Regions from separate parts of the Homo sapiens genome. Here region 2 is linked to region 1. A link is an interaction called in ENCODE POLR2A ChIA-PET data of the cell type or tissue named here. Cell type or tissue: PC-9. All regions are shown on one strand. Each heading gives the region's core, and the rest is flanking DNA. Links, peaks and the distances in the headings are about the cores only.

Region 1 (5,382 bases), core at 236-5,235:
CAAATTTAAAGTTGCTTGTGAAGTAAGACTCTCCAATATTTCTTTGGCCAAGTTTGCTACCTTTAAAGATCTTTATTTTGAGAACAATCTGTTCAGTGACTAAGCTAGTCAATGTTTTTGTCTTGTTTTTTCACTTTGTACTTGTTTATATATTATTTTTGTAGCATTTCATTGATCTTTAAAAACTTAAATTTCAACTTTTAAATTTGAGCAATTCTATATTTTAAGATAAAGTTTAAAATATATAATTGCCCAAAACACAGCTCACTCTTTTAAAATTATTATTCACTGTGATTTGACTTCTTCAAATCACTACCAGTCTTATATGGAAATTCTGTGCTTACAAATCTCTATCCCTCACTGGATTCTGGCTTTTTGCAGCCCTAGCACAATGCCTGTCCCCAAGTAAGTGCTCCCAGAGTGTTTGTTGACCTAAACTGTTGAACCAAATAGTGACAAAGAGGATGGATTTTAACTGAGCATTAGAATGCACCACAGAAACTCATGGATTCTTTGTATTTTTGGTGGTTAGGCCCATTCTAAAGGAATGCTACAAGTAAACAACTATAGTAAGCTAGTATTGACTTCCTTGGGCATTTCATATTGCTTGCAATAAGGTGGACAGCAAGGTAGGGTAGAGAATTGGCGGAGTAACTTCAGCATATATACATGTGAAAGAAGTTGAGTGGCACTTCAGCTGCTCCTCACCACTCTTAAAGGTTTTCCATGAAATGGAGGGGAGAAGGAAACTTCACTTCCTGTTAGTGAAATTCCATAGCAATATAAGACACGCAAGAGCAACATAGTAGTACAAAAGTCCCTACATCTCATTGATTATCTTTAAGTGTTTGGATTTGAAGTAAGAATATGTGTTCTTCTACCCTCTGCAGAAAAAAAAAATCATATTTATTAAAGATGTCCTATCAATATATTATTATAGTAGTGATTGGCTCAATTCCTGGATATAGTTTAGTATATATCATATCAGCCACCTGAAGCACTTTCTGGGAAAATGCTCAAGAAATATAGGCTATCAAATAATATAAAAAGTGGTTTATGTTTGGGTCAGTGGGAGACTCACTTGATAAGTTTGGCTAATTAGCATGTTTTGAATTCATTTTTAAGTTGTTGATCACTACCATTGATCATTATGATACGCTATTTTACGTTGGATTATTTATTGTTGGTTTCCTATAATCTCAACAGAAAATCAAAATAACATAGTCTTCATTATATTTTTTGATAAATGATAATTTTTTAAAAATTTTGTTGTGTACAACTGAGGATGAGATATTTCCTATTTCTGTAAGCTCATTAAAGAAAGCTATGTGCCCTGATGCCAGTTGTAGCACTGAGACTACTGCAAGGTTCCTAACATGGTGGAAGAAAATCAGGAGCCAGGGGACCATAAGGAAGGTCTAAGAAATGTAGATTCAGACTGGGTGCGGTAGCTCACGCCTGTAATCCCAGCACTTTGGGAGGCCAAGGTGGGCGGATCAGCTGAGGTCAGGAGTTCAAGACCACCCTGGCCAATGTGGTGAAACCCCATGTCTATTAAAACTGCAAAAATTAGCTGGGCATGGTGGTGGGTGCCTGTAATCCCAGCTACTTGGGAGGCTGAAGTAGAAGAATTGCTGGGTTCAAGCAATTCTTGAACCCAGGAGACGGAGGTTGCAGTGAGCCGAGATCACGCCACTGCACTCCAGCCTGGGTGACAGAGCGAGACTCCATCTCAAAAAAGAAAGAAAGAAAGAAATCTAGATTCAATTCAAATACTCATGGAGTCTCTACCATGTGCAATGCATAATGCTAGGTGCTGAAGGAATATAAAGATAGGTAATTGGGAATCTCCCTGAAAATTTATAATTTGTTGGATATTGGGCTGATGGGAAGGGTTGGTGGGAATAGAGAGGAAACAAAACAAGAAGATCTTTGCTCATCTTCCAAGGAGCAGTTTCAGTAGTCTACTAAAAACAAGCCTAGTTATTAGTGATCTTAGAGTGAGTGAGTACTCAGAAACTAGAGGCTGTGGGTATATGTTACCTAAAAAAAGTTGTTTGGTGAAAAGAATGAAAGGGATAAATGGTAGGAGGAGAGAGGAGCTTTTTGGTTATTTTGTTTTAGTTTTAGGAGAGGGGAGATCTGAGCTGATTTTCCAGCATATGAGAAAGAACCAGTCTAAAAGAGAAGATAATGGGTAGAATCAGGTCCTGGAAAGGTAGAAATGGGTCAGTCAATACTATACAAGAATCAGTCCTGGCTAACAGGCAGGGGACTCATTCCTTAGAGAAAGGAGTTAAAGGATAGAAGAGAATGAAGATACGGAGATATTTTTACTTGAAGGGAGGAGAAGGCAAAGCCATTTACTAAGAGTAAAAAGCCATGGAGCAGGGACTGGCCTAGAGCTTAGGGAGACTGGAAAGTGGAAGTTTAAGGCAGCCATTAAAGAGATGTGACAGGATTAAGAGAAAACACATTATTGTTAAGCAGTAATTAATATATACAGTGAGAACCATCTCAATCTATTCAACAAACATTAATCATTAAATAGAGAATTCATGGAGGAGCAAAATGCTAAAAGATTCTGATCCACTTCATTTTTAGGCTCACCCCTCATCACTCTCTCTTGGTATAATATGTGGTTAATAAATATAATATAGCCTCCAGACCATGGAAAATCACATGCAATCTCACACTGAGCTGTCTATCCCTTTGACACCAGGACCCAGTCCTGAAGAAGTATCACATTCACAGAAGCACAACAAAAGTAGGAATTTCTGTCCTCAAAAATACCTGTAGCCCATTTTACAAGGCAACTTCTCCTCCTTTTTCAAAATCCCCAGAACTCCCTGGAGCCTCTCACTCTCCTGTCCCAGAACTCTCTCACAGTCCCATGCCATTCTGCCCTGTCTCTCTTAATCCTTGAAGATATGGGGTGGAGACTGCTTCTTTGCTCCCTGTCTTCTACTGTCAACCTAAGTATCTTATTCTCCACATTCTCCCCATGCTGCATCACAAGGCCAAAACACTTGACTGAGAATGGCAGAGCCCTCCTTGGATGATGGTGAGCCTGGGAAGGACCTGAACTAGTGAAGCCAGAAACTCTTGAGCACACAGGGGAAATAATAAGCTAGGAACACTCATAGTTAAAAACAGTTTTCTCATAACACTGCAGCTTCATGACCTACACTTATTTTGAAGAGGATTTGAAACCATGACCTGAAATACTGAGCCTACCTTTCATCTTACCTCCTACATGTGAAACTCATGCCCCAAACCCCAGCCTCACAGGATTATTCATCATCATTCCGCAAACCCAGCCCTGTGCCTTCCACCTGGAGTGCCTTTCCCATCCTCCCATCCACCCACTCATCCTTCCAGGCCATGCTCAAACTCCCTCTTCTCTAGCTGGCTTCCTAGTTGCCCCAGGTTGGACTCAACCCCTTCCTGTCTTGCATTTTACTTGATCAGTTATCATAGCTGTTGCCTACCACCATTTACCTGCATTGTATTACATACACTGGCATCTCCAAAGGATTGTGGGCTGTCAGCACATATTAGACATTCAATAAATGTTTGTCAGATTGATCCCCTAAAATGTGATTGTATGATCCAGATTTTCAAATCACACACACACACACATACATATATATTCTGTCATATCCTAAAGAACTTTCAAAGAACCTTGAAATAATAGTAGTCTCCTGTTCTATACTGTGTCTTAATGTGCCACAGAGTGACAGCCTCCCCCTCTTCCCCCTTCAATGATATCTGGAGGTTTTCCTCCCTTAGACATCAGAAATACTGAAGGATGGAAAACACTATACCAGATAGATCCAAGATAAATGTTTACTTCCTTCAGTAGTCTAGCTTATGAGTATAAAGCCAAATGCTGGACAGTACATTGACACCACAAAGACAAAACGAAATAGACAGGAACTTTAGAAAAGGTAAAGGAGGCAGCCAATAAGGGCATGCTCCATTGTGTATGTTACAACTCAGGGAAGAGAAAATGGCAGCAAAACCAAATCTACATAAGAGTTTATATCCCTTTCACTACTGAAATATGGTTTATGCTGAAATGCCAACATTCTGTGATCACCCACATGAAATGAAAATGCTCATATTTATATGGTGCTTTTCGTCTAGAGAATCCCAAGGTGCTTTATAAATTATAAATACGAATGTTCCTTATGCAATGTCCCTGATATTCTCCATACACAAAATCCAGTTTCTGATGGTCAAAATTTCCCCCACGCCTGCCATACCACTGAATATTAAACATTTTTATCAGATCACAATTTTTTATCTTTACAAAAATCCACTGTATTAAAAGGTCTACAGTTTACACTATTTGTCTTCTAACATATGCTGCATCCCTCCTACCCACTTCCCTTCCCCCACTAACATGGAAAGTGAATTCAATTAGATTTAAGAAAAAGAGTAATTGCACTGGAAAATAGAAAAAATATCTCATCCCATAGTGATTAAGCTCTTTACCTTATAGAAGGAGTTTAACTCTTTCATGAAAACAGGATCTCATGAAATAAATGAATACAGGGATTTGCTAAATCAAAACATAGTGTCTTGAAGCGAATTACGTAGTCATCAGGGAGCTTTTTGCTCCAAGGGAATAGTGTACTACTCAGTGTAAGATGCATAAGAAATATAAAATAAAGTCTAAAACAGTTAAGAGTTTTTAATTTTTGTCTTTTAACTATTCTTATTTTATAGTCAGTATCTCAAAATCTGAAACTTATTCTAAACTCTTGGATTCCTGAAAGTGAATTCAATCATCTACTTTTCTAGAATTGGGAATCCAGGGTAACCCCTTCCACATAGTCAATCAGAATCAGTCCAAGGAGAGCCTGAGTTATCCATGCTACCAAAACTGCTTTGCCCGCAGCTTCTGACTAGTTGTTTGTTGACGCTCACTCTGACTTATGCAGAAAGATAATAAAATACTCTAATGTGACAGGTTCTTTATAGAAGTCCGGAAACTTTAGATGACCAATAGCTAAGGATGACATACAGAACTGTCATTTCCAATAAATATTTAAGGTGGGGAAGATGGTGTCAACTGCAAGGGAAACTTTTAAAAGATAAACGCTGGAACATCTGGAAAGAGTCTGGAATCAAGAGGCAGGTCAAATGTGCAGGTATAGGCTGCAGTCAGCCCTGTGGGAGTGGCTGCTCAAGGTTGGAGTGCAGCAAACAGAAGAGATCTTTCTGAAAACAGGAAACAGGTTCAGGTGCCTTAAACTAAGAAATCTCCCTTCTTGGACCTTTTCCCGCTTATATTATTCAGGCATTTTATACCTATCAGAGTGGTTTGGCTTAAGTAAGACTGCGACTGCCAAAATTTCTGAAGCCAGCCCTGTT
Region 2 (5,382 bases), core at 1-5,000, 240 kb before region 1:
CCAGTAGCTCAAATGGCAGGGAATCTTTGTTCCTGCCTGGGCCTGCATCAGTCCTGATTCCTTCCTGCCAAAGTAGTGGTGAGCCAACCAAAGGCTCAATGTACCTGTTTAGATTCAGGTACTTTGGATATCCTAGGGGTGAGAGGTCTTAGTCCAGGTGTTGTCTTTGGCTGATTATTGGAGAGGAGTTGAAACTCTTTTTACAGGAAACACAAAAGCGTTGCTGGCTGTCTTCTTTCCAAATTTATGAAACTCACCGTCTCTGATGATACCACGGCAGCACAAAGAGGCAATGAATTTGCAGAAGGAAGTGACTCCCATCTTCAATTTCCCTACCCAATTCAGATTCAAGGGAATGCCTGGCAATTTGGGATTCATAAAGGATTGCAATTCAGGATCCCTGTGTTCCGAATTAACTTCTTTTCCTTCTTTCATCTCTTGGGTCATCCTTTTTAGCTTGAGTTTTCCCAGTTGGCCATGGAGGAGTAAGGGGAAGAGGGGGTGGTTCCCAGATAGGGCAGCAGACCCCAGTGGTGGTGGCAGATTAGAGGGCAGCTCCAAGTGGCCGCACTCACTTATTCCATCCTGATTGGGGCAGGGTTCCTCTTGGGTCAGGACCAATTGTGAGTGGTCTGTAGCACAGAGTGGTTATAAATTCCCTGTGGTTGGAGTGGGAAGGTTTCAGTGCAGCCCGGAAAGCTGCTCGTCAGTCTGCCCTGCTCTTAGTGAATCATTCTTTTAAGAGGCATGTCCCATTAATATTACAGTGAAAGCAAAGGACCATTAGACTGAGGAATTACTCGCAATCATGGTAACCCTGAGTCATTAAAAAAAAAAAAAGTTAACTTATGCCTGAGCAAGTCTATTCCCCTTTCTGGACCTCAGTTTCTCTATCTGTGAAATAAATGTAAGAATTAAATGCCTCTAATGTACTCTACATTAATATATGCATATTCTTTAGTATATATTATTTAGTCTTCACAAACAATGTATTAACTGTTTATTATGGCCGATGTCTTGTGCTGTTAAGTAACTCTTGGTGTTTGACAGTGACCTACCTCACGTGAATCTGGTGGGGCCATTTTAACAAATTTTCTTTTATTTTTTGAGATAGGGTCTCACTTTGTCACCCAGGCTGGAATGGAGTGGTGCAGTCACAGCTCACCACAGCCTCAACCTCCTGGGCTCAAGTGGTCCTCCCATGTCAGCCATCCGAGTAACTAGGAGTACAGGTGCGAGCCACTAAGTTTGGCTAATTTTTTTTTTTTTTTTTTTTTTTTTTTTTTTACAGAGTCTCGCTCTTGTCGCCCAGGCTGGAGTGCAATGGCGTGATCTCGGCTCACTTCAACCTCTGCCTTCTGGGTTAAAGCAATTCTCCTGCTTCAGCTTCCTGAGTAGCTTGGATTACAGGCGCCCGCCATCATGCCCGGTTAATTTTTGTAGTTTTAGTAGAGACAGGGTTTCGCCATGTTGGCCAGGCTGGCCTCAAACTGCTGACCTCAGGTGATCTGCCCGCCTTGGCCTTCCAAAGTGCTGGGATTACAGGCATGAGCTACCGCAGCTGGCTGGCTATTTATTTATTTATTTATTTATTTTTGAGACGGAGGCTTACTCTGTTGTCCAGGCTGAAGTGCAGTGGCAGGATCTCGGCTCACTTCAACCTCCACCTTCTGGGTTCAAGTGATTCTCCTGTCTCAGCCTCCCAAGTAGCTGGGACCTCAGGTACCTGCCACCACGCCTGGCTAATTTTTATATTTTTAGTAAAGATGAGGTTTCACCATGTTGGCCAGGCTGGCCTCGAACTCCTGACCTCAAGTGATCCGTCCGCCTCGGCCTCCCAAAGTGCTGGGATTACAGGTGTGAGCCACCTCCCCTGGCCTTTTATTTATTTTATTTATTTATTTTTTACGGCTAGTTTTAAAATATTCTGTGGAGATGATATCTCACTGTATTGCCCAGGTTGGTCTTGAACTCCTGAGCTCAAGTGATCCTCCTGCCTCAGCCTCCCAAAGTGCTAGGATTACAGGCGTGAGCCACTGTGCCTGGTCAATACATTTTAATTAGTATCTTTACACCAATAATCATGCATTTATCTTTATTTAAATGAGTAGAGAGCAAAATCTTTTCAACAAGCAGGTAATCGGGTGCAGCATTGTCTGCCAGGTGCCTGGTATTCAATAAATATGAGTATTAAAAAGTATCCTAGCCAAGTTTTCCTTTGACTTTCATCCTCTGCCACCTCCCCCAACATTTGGTTATGTTTACTCTTTTTCTTTTGTTTTTTGTTTGTTTGTTTTTTTAAGTAGGCCATTTCATATAAAAAGAGCCACCAAACTTCTTTTTTGACATGATGTTCTAGACTTTAACAGTCCCTTTTAGTTATGTTTAATCTGGTTGCTGGGGCATCAGAGCATAGGCACAATTTCTGAGACTCCCTAAACAGCACTGCTGAATTCACCTACCCATCTTTACCCAAGTCTCTGACAAGCACTTGCTGGCCCCACTGCAGATCTTCTTGGGATGTACTCTCAGTCCTCACTTTGCAGAAGGTGGCCTGTAGGGCCTCAATTCATCTTCTGCCTGCTGAGGCTGATTATAGCCCAGATCCTCCACTGATCTCTCCAGCCCAGCTCTGCCTACCCCTCTTCTCTCCTCCAGCCATCCCTCTGTCCACATTCAGGGTAAGGTAGATATTTAGTGCCGGAAAGAGATCTTCCTCTTCAGAGGAGAGAATGAATAGTAAAGGAGCCCTCTTAAAACTTTCTCTCTCTCCGGGGCCGGGCGCGGTGGCTCACGCCTGTAATCCCAGCACTTTGGGAGGCTGAGGCGGGCGGATCACGAGGTCAGGAGATCGAGACCATCCTGGCTAACACAGTGAAACCCTGTCTCTACTAAAAATACGAAAAAATTAGCCGGGCGTGGTGACAGGCGCCTGTGGTCCCAGCTATTTGGGAGGCTGAGTCAGGAGAATGGCGTGCACCCAGGAGGCGGAGCTTGCAGTAAGCCGAGATCACGCCACTGCACTCCAGCCTGGGTGACAGAGCAAGACTCCGTCTCAAAAAAAAAAAAAAAACTTTCTCTCTCCCCCAACAACTGCAGAAAAATCACAATCTGTATAGTCATTCAGACCCAAATTCAGCTTGATCACTGTTTGGCTAAGATTTCCAAAGCAGATATTTTGGCCAAAAAAAAACTATTGCATTTAGATAAACTCGATTAAGTAGAAAATTATTTTAATTCTTCATGTCACGCTAACCTTTCCTTTTAGAAAGATCTCAGTCATTATTTAATCATGCCCCCAATTATTGACTCCAGATGGAAGTTTACATCTTGCTGATCTGTCTAGATCCAGAAGTCAGGTCACCTCTAGGATGGACAGTTTCCAAGCGAAATTCCTTAAGGAAGAAGAGACAACATCCTCCCTAGAAAACTTTTCCCCAATGTTTGGAAAATCAAGAAGTTCTTTCTAATATCCAACCACAAACCTTTCTGTTGCAATTTTAATAATTTGGATTCTTTATAGGCATAAAATATTAGGCTTTGGTTTTCAAGAAACCCTTCAGGTTAGAAGAAAATCCTTTGCCTAAACAGAGCCAATCTTCTCAATTCTCAATGAAATTTGCATATGATAAAGTACATATTATATTGTATAATATATGGTGCTATGTTACATGAAAATATAGCCTAAATGCTATTCTCCTCCTATCACACACACACACACACATAGATAGATAGATAGATAGATAGATAGATAGATAGATAGATAGATAAGTTTTTGTTCGTTTTTCGTTTTTTGTTTTTTGAGACAGAATCTCACTGTGTCACCCAGGCTGGAGTTCAATGGCGTGATCTCGGCTCACTGTAGCCTCCACCTCCCAGGTTCAAGCAATTCTCCTGCCTCAGCCTCCTGAGTAACTGAGACCACAGGTGTGTGCCACCACGCCCGGCTAATTTTTGTATTTTTAATAGACACAGGGTTTCACCATGTTGGCCAGACTGGTCTCGAACCCCTGACCTCTGGTGATCTGCCTGCCTCAGCCTCCCATAGTGCTGGGATTACAGGCATGAGTCACCGCACCCAGCCTACTTATTTCCATATTTTAATATGCTAGTTATATTAAAAAGCAGAAGACTGACTCATAGCATTTCAGAATGTGATTTAAAGTTAATATCATACATTTAGAGAGTTCCCTGTGGTTTGTATTTTCTTGTTTGCTTTAATCCTACTAACAAGGCAGCAAGATAAGTAGTATTAAACCCATTCTTTTTCTCCGAGGCTGAGACTAATAGAAATCAAGAAACTTGTCCAGGGCCACAATGCTAAGAAGTGGCCAAGCAAAGGCCAGGCACAGTGACTCCCGCCTGTAATCCCACACTTTGGGAGGCTGAGGCGGGTGAATTGCCCAAGCTTGGGAGTTCGAGACCAGCCTGTGCCACATGGTAAAACCCCATCTCTACCAAAAATACAAAAAATTAGCTGGGTATGTTGGCACACACCTGTGATCCCAGCTACTTGGGAGGTTGAGGTGGGAGGATTGCTTGGGCCTGGGAGGCAGAGGTTGCAGCGGGCCGAGATTGCGCCACTGCACTCCAGCCTGGGTGACAAAGTGAGACCCTGTATTAAAAAAAAAAAAAAAAAATGGCCAAGCAAGGGCTTGAACCCAACTATTCTGGCCCACATAGCTAGCACTAATCCCATTACAATATGTACTACATACAGTCTAAGGTTCTCAACCAGATTTATGACAGTTTAATTAGCTTGCATTAAAAGAAATATCCTTTCTCTAACAGCAACAAAAACAATTCATCTCATAGTGAAAAACTTGTGGTGGTGCATGCTTGTAGTCCTACCTACTCAGGAGGCTGAGGTGGGAGGATCGCTTGAGCCCAGGAGGTCAAAGCTGTAGGGAGCCGTGATTACACCATTGCACTCTAGCCTGGGGCAACAGAGCGAAACCCTGCCTGAAAAAAAAAGAAAGAAAGAAGGAAAAAATTATGAATATTCTTTACTTCCTAAGCCCCAACTTTTTTTTTTTTTTTTTGAGTCTTGCTCTGTCGCCCAGGCTGGAGTGCAATGGTGCGATCTCAGCTCACTGCAACCTCCGCCTCCCGGGTTCAAGCGATTCTCCTGCTTCAGCCTCTTGAGTAGCTGGGATTATAGGTGCCTGCCACCACACCCGGCTAATTTTTGTATTTTTTAGTAGAGATGGGGGTTTCACCATGTTGGTCAGGCTGGTCTTGAACTCCCGACCTCAGGTGATCTGCCCTCCTTGGCCTCCCAAAGTGCTGGGATTACAGGCATGAGCCACCTCACTGGCCTAGCCCCAACCTTTGATCTTGGGTTTGGCCTCCCTAGATTTGGGCTGGGGAGAGCAGATAGAG

Evidence for each region. Peaks named below come from ENCODE experiments on the same cell type or tissue, not always from the same donor. Only the 100,000 strongest peaks of a DNase experiment are listed, where the experiment ranks them.
Region 2: POLR2A ChIA-PET joins it to region 1 with 5 read pairs; 2 of 35 experiments call an interaction of 5 or more read pairs at or near these places.

What each region holds. Positions count from the first base shown.
Region 1 is chr17:48,297,831-48,303,212 of GRCh38, reverse strand. All of the region lies in intron 4 of SKAP1 (src kinase associated phosphoprotein 1), which reads left to right. The region is part of intron 1 of SKAP1-AS2 (SKAP1 antisense RNA 2); the gene reads right to left. Among named protein-coding and RNA genes, the nearest start is that of SKAP1-AS2, 6.2 kb to the right of the region's middle. RefSeq lists an enhancer at 3,028-3,117. In PC-9, for the core only: no CTCF peak of the experiment used is centred there; no DNase peak of the experiment used is centred there.
Region 2 is chr17:48,534,714-48,540,095 of GRCh38, reverse strand. No RefSeq gene overlaps it. Among named protein-coding and RNA genes, the nearest start is that of HOXB1, 6.4 kb to the right of the region's middle. RefSeq lists an enhancer at 2,875-3,169. In PC-9, for the core only: no CTCF peak of the experiment used is centred there; no DNase peak of the experiment used is centred there; H3K27ac peaks cover 468 bases.